Regions from separate parts of the Homo sapiens genome. Here region 2 is linked to region 1. Evidence: read pairs that join two places in POLR2A ChIA-PET (ENCODE). Cell type or tissue: PC-9. All regions are shown on one strand. Links, peaks and the distances in the headings refer to the core of each region. The heading gives the core; the rest is flanking DNA.

Evidence for each region. Peaks named below come from ENCODE experiments on the same cell type or tissue, not always from the same donor. Only the 100,000 strongest peaks of a DNase experiment are listed, where the experiment ranks them.
Region 2: POLR2A ChIA-PET joins it to region 1 with 5 read pairs; 3 of 35 experiments call an interaction of 5 or more read pairs at or near these places.

Annotation. Positions count from the first base shown.
Region 1 is chr2:42,561,117-42,564,024 of GRCh38, reverse strand. It overlaps a transcript of MTA3 not described here. Among named protein-coding and RNA genes, the nearest start is that of MTA3, 6.1 kb to the left of the region's middle. In PC-9, for the core only: no CTCF peak of the experiment used is centred there; a DNase peak (open chromatin) is centred at 1,354; H3K4me3 peaks cover 841 bases; H3K27ac peaks cover 2,500 bases.
Region 2 is chr2:42,691,710-42,694,617 of GRCh38, reverse strand. All of the region lies in intron 9 of MTA3 (metastasis associated 1 family member 3), which reads right to left. Among named protein-coding and RNA genes, the nearest start is that of OXER1, 71 kb to the left of the region's middle. In PC-9, for the core only: no CTCF peak of the experiment used is centred there; no DNase peak of the experiment used is centred there.

The DNA of each region.
Region 1 (2,908 bases), core at 117-2,616:
AGTGAAACGCCATCTCTACTAAAAATACAAAAAATTAACTGGGCGTGGTGGCACACGCCTGTAATTCCAGCTACTCTGGAGGCTGAGGCGGGAGAATGGCTTAAACCTGGGAGGCGGAGGTTGCAGTGAGCCGAGATCGCGCCATTGCACTCCAGCCTGGGCAACAAGAGCGAAACTCCATCAAAAAAGAAAGGAAGGAAGGAAGGAAGGAAGGAAGGAAGGAAGGAAGGAAGGAAGGAAGGAAGGAATGTTTGGTCCAGGCCGGGCATGGTGGCTGACACCTGTAATCCCAGCACTTTGGGAGGCCGAGGTGGGCAGATCATGACGTCAGGAGATCGAGACCGTCCTGGCTAACATGGCGAAATCCCATATCCACTAAAAATACAAAACATTAGCTGGGTGTGGTGGCGGGCACCTGTAGTCCCAGCTACTCAGGAGGCTGAGGCAGGATAATGGCATGAACCCGGGAGGTGGAGCTTGCAGTGAGCTGAGATGGCACCACCACACTCCAGCCTGGGCGAAAAGTGAGACTTCGTCTCAAAAAAATAAATAAAAATAAATGGTTGGTCCGTGCAGTGGCTCACGCTCAGCACTTTGGGAAGCTAAGGCAGGCGAATCACCTGAAGTCAGTAGTTTGAGACCAGCCTGGCCAGCATGGCAAAACCCCGTCTCTATTAAAAATACAAAAATTAGCCAGGCATGGTGGCGCGCGCCTGTAATCCCAGCTACTTGGGAGGCTGAGACAGGAGAATCGCTTAAACCTGGGAGGTGGAGGTTGTAGGGTCAAGAAAAAGAATCAATGGGAAGTGTTGAAGGAATGTTACAGGGAGTAAGGTGTTTGTATAGATGATTCAGACTGCAGTACAGAGAGTGGATTAGAAAGGGTGGAGATTCCAGACCAGATCAGTTGGGAGGTTGGTGAGAAGGGGTGGTGGTCTGGCCTAGGGTAGAGGCAGTGGGTTATGATAAGTAGATGGTTTTAGAGAGATGTAGGAGGCAAGATCCGATCTGGTGACTCTAGGGAGGCACGAGGTGAAAGGGTGGTGACAAGGCTTATGGGGAGCTGTAAGTAGAGATCAGTGAGTAAAGCATACAGGAGGAAAGGCAAGTTGGGGAAGAGGATAGTGGACAGGTTCTGTGCTGGAAGGGTTGTGTTCGAGGTGCCTTTGGAAATATCCAGGTAGATGTCTTCTCTTTGGGAAACAGTTGGATGAAAAGGCCTGGTGTTTAGGAGGGAGCTCTGAGCTGGAAATAGCCACTTCTGGTGTTACCATCACCCCAGAGCCCAGCCAATCTAAGGAATAAGCCAAACCCTGGCCCCAGGGAAAGAAGCAGGTTCCCTGAGTCCTTCAGGTTGGGTGGAAACAGGTTTGGCAGGTCAGGTTCAGGAGATCAGAGTCCAGGTGCAAATGTGCAAATAGGCAGAGTGTGGGCAGAGCCACATAAGCCACTGCCCAAGGCAGACCGGGAAACCAAGGGGGAATGGCCTGTGCTGACCATCTCACTAGGACTAGCTAGAAAAATTGTCAGCAAGCATCCACAGAAGGTTCTGCCTCAACCCTCACTCCTTCTTCCCAGCCCTGAAAAGCAGCTGGGGTGGGGAGGGGGAGGGAAGATGGAAAGAACAGAAGGAGACGGAAAGGGACACAGCCTGAAAAAGCAAATCTGACTCATTCCTACCTCACCCTCTTGCCTCTAAGATGATGTAGTGGGTTGAATGGTGGCCCCCCAAAAGACATGCCCACCCAGAACCTGCGAATATGACCTTATTTGGAAAAAGTGTGTTTGCAGATATAATTAAGCTGAAGATCTCAAGATGAGATTATCCTGAGATTAGGATGGACCCTAAGTCTAATGACATGTGTCCTTATAAGAGACAGAAGAAGAAAGACACAGAGAAAAGGGGGCAGCCCTGTGAAGGGAGACGCAGAGATGGGACTTATGCAGCTACAAACCAAGGAGTGCCAGGGGTTGCCAGCAACCACTGGCATGGGATGGATTGTCCCCCAGAGACTCCAGGACTAACCCTACTGACACCTTGCTTTCAAGCTTCTGGCCTGTAGAACTGTGAGAGAATGAATTGTTTGAAGCTACCCAATTTGTTGTAATTTGTTACAGGAGCCTTAGGAAACTCCTACAGATGGTATCCACCTTTCAATTTTAAGTAAACATAGAGTCACCCAGAAAACACTTAGAGCAGTATACAGTATACACAGATTAAGGGACACAGAAACAGAATAATAGAATAAAGAGAAATACACAGAGAAAGAAGGGGACCCCCTCACCACTTTATCTAAGTCCTACTCAATCCCTTGAAACAGTCAACATGTTTAACTCACCTTGGTTTGTCTCTCCTCCTAGCTGACATGGTTGGCTTAGTGCTAAGAGAAAAGGACACCTGGGGCCGGGCTCGGTGGCTCACGCCTGTAATCCCAGCACTTTGGGAGGCAGAGGTGGGTAGATCACCTGATGTCAGGAGTTTGAGACCAGCCTGGCCAACATGGTGAAACCCCGTCTCTACTAAAAATACAAAAATTAGTCAGGCGTGGTGGCAGGCACCTGTAATCCCAACTACTCAGAAGGCTGAGGCAGGAGAATCGCTTGAACCCGGGAGATGGAGGTTGCAGTGAGCCAAGATTGTGCCACTGCACTCCAGCCTGGGCAACAGAGCGAGATTCCATCTAAAAAAAAAAAAAGAAATAAATAAATAAACAGATATGCTAGTATAGAATGATGAATGTTACAAGGAGAGTAAATCAAGATCAGAGAACAAAAAGTGATGATGGTGGTAAGGGAAGGCCTTTTGTATATGCTAAGAACTGAAAAGAAACTAAAATAATGAAATAGAGTGAACACTTGGGACATCTGGAGAGCAACATTCCAGACAGAGGGAAAAAGTGCAAGTTCC
Region 2 (2,908 bases), core at 238-2,737, 130 kb before region 1:
TTGCAGTGCCAGAGTCTGTGCATATGGAGGAAGAACATCACAGTGACCAGGGGACTTTACATTGAACTTAGTGCTGCCCTGTGACAGCAGAGAATAAATCCATGCTGGGGTCAGCCAGTACCTGTGTAGGGAGGGAGAATCTGTACCAGACCTAGCCAGAGGGTAATCACCTATCCTATCGGTTGGAACTTGAGTTTCTCAACAAGCCTCATGACCATGGGCTGAAGTGCTCTGAGGACCTACGTAAACTTAGAAGACAGCCTAGGTACACAAGGACTTCAACTCCTAAACAACTCCTAGTGCTGGGCTGGACTCAGAGCCAGAGGACTTCGGGTGGCATGTGACCTAGGGAGACACCCAGGGTGGCTAAAGGAGTGATTGCACCACCCCTCTCCCAAACCTAGGCAGTACAGCTCAGGGGCAAAAATGTCTCCTTCCTTCTGCTTAAGGGATGGAAAGTGAAGAGTAAAGAGGACTTTGTCTTGCATCTTGGATACCTGCTCAGCCACAGTAGGACAGGGCACCAGGCAGAGTCGTGAGGCCCCCATTCCAGGCCCTAGCTCCTATACACATTTCTAGACACCATCTGGACAAAACAGAACCTGCTGCCTTAAAGGAAGGACCCAGTCCCTGCAAGATTCATCAGCTGCTGACTAAAGAGCCCATGGGCCCCGAGTAACCAGCAGCAATGCCTGGGTAGTAGTACACCATGGGCCTTGGGCTCTGAGATGTGCTGACTACAGTGTGACCCAGCACATTCCCAAGCACATTCCCAGCTATAGGTGGCTATGGTGAAAGGCTTCTTCTGTTTAAAAAGATGGAAAAGTAAAGGGATGTTGTTGTTTTGCACCTTAGTTACTGCTCAGCCACAGTGGGGTGGAGGAATAAGCAGGCTTTTGGGGTCCCCAGGTTCAGGCCTCAGTTCCTGAACAGAATTTCTGGACCTGCCTTGGGCCAGAGGGGAGCCCAGTGCCCTGAAGGGTGATCCCAGGCCGGACAGCATTCCCCACCAGCTGACTAAAATGAAGAGCCCATGGGCTTTAAGTGTACATTGGAGGTGGCCTGGCAGAACTACCCCCACCCCCAATAGTGGCTGGGTGTTGGTGTCCACAGGGAGGCCCCTCTGCCTGTGGAAAGGGGAAGGAAAAGCAGGAAGGATTTTATATTGTGGTTTGAGTCTCAGCTTAGTCACAGCAGAATAGAACATCAGGCAAATTTCTAAGGTTTTTGACTCCAATCCCTGGTTCTCAGACAGCATCTCTGGACTCACCAGGGCCTGGAGGAACTCACTACCCTGAAGGGAAGGACACAAACCTGTCTCACTTTGCCACCTGCTGATTGTGGAGCCCTAGGGCCTTGAGTGAGCATAGGTGGTAGCAAGTGAGCAGTTACGACAGGCATGACCCAGCACAGCCCCAGTGGTGGTAGCCACAAGAGTGCTTGTGTCACCACACCCCAGTTCCAGGTAGCTCAAGGGACGGGGTGTGGGGAGAGAAGGAAGGAGGGGGAGGGGAAGAGGGAGAGGGAGAGGGAGAGACACTGTTTCTTTGAGAGAAAGGGAAAAGAACAAGAGTCTGTCTGGTAATCCAGAGAATTCCAGATCTAATCTGAGACTACCAAGGGAGTACTTTGAGTCTGCAAAAACCACAGTGATATTGGGCTTGAGGCCCAAGTCCTTTAGAAAGCCTTTTCAAGAAGGACGGACACAAACAAGCCCAGACTGTGAAGACTACAGTAAATACCTAACTCTTCAATGCTCAGACACTAACGAACATCTACAAGCATCATCCAGGAAAATATGACCTCACCAAACAAAGTAAGTAAGTCAGGAGGGACCAATGCTGGACAAACAGAGACATGTGACCTTTCAGACAGAGAATTCAAAATAGCTGGCTGGGCACAGTGGCTCATGCCTGTAATCCCAGCGCTTTGGGAGGCTGTGGCAGGAGGATCACGTAAGGCCAGGAGTTCGAGACTAGCCTGGCCAACGTGGTGAAACCCTGTATCTACTAAAAATACTAAAAAATTAGCCAGGCATAGTGATGCATGTCTGTAATTGCAGCTACTTGGGAGGCTGAGGCACGAGAATTGCTTGAACCCGGGAGGTGGAGGTTACAGTGAGCCGAGATCACGCCATTGCACTCCAGCCTGGGTGACGGAACAAGACTCTGTCTCAAAAGAAAAAAAAAAAAAAAAAGAATTCAAGATAGCTGTTTTGAGGAAACTCAAAGAAATTCAAGATGACAGACAGAAGGAATTCAGAATTCTGTCAGATAAATTTAACAGAGACTGAAATAAAAAGAATCAAGCAGAAATTCTAGAGTTGAAAATGCAATTAACATGCTGAAAAAATGCATCAGAGTCACTTAATAGTGGAACTAATTAAGCAGAAGGAAGAATTATTGAGCCTGAAGACAGGCTATTTGAAAAACACCCAGTCAGAGGAGAGAAAAAAGCAAAGAATAAAACCAATGAAGCCTGCTTATAGGATCTAGAAAATAGCCTTGAAAGAGCAAATCTAAGAGTTATTGGCCTTAAAGAAGAGGTAGAGAAAGAGGGGCAGGAAGATTATTCAAAGGGATAATATTAGGGAATTTCCCAAACCTGGAGAAAAATATTAACATCGATATTCAATAAGGTTATAATCAAACTCCCAAAGGTCAAAGATAAAGAAAGAACCTCAAAAGCAACGAGAGCAAAAACAAATAACTTATAATGGAGTTCCAATACGTTTGGCAGCAGACTTCTCAATGGAAACCTTACAGGCCAGGAGAGAGTGGCACGACATATTTAAAGTGCTGAAGGAAAAGACCTTTACCCAAGAATAGTATATCCAGTGAAAATGTCCTTCAAACGTGATGGAGAAATAAAGACTTGCTGACAAACAAAAGCTGAAGGATTTCATCAA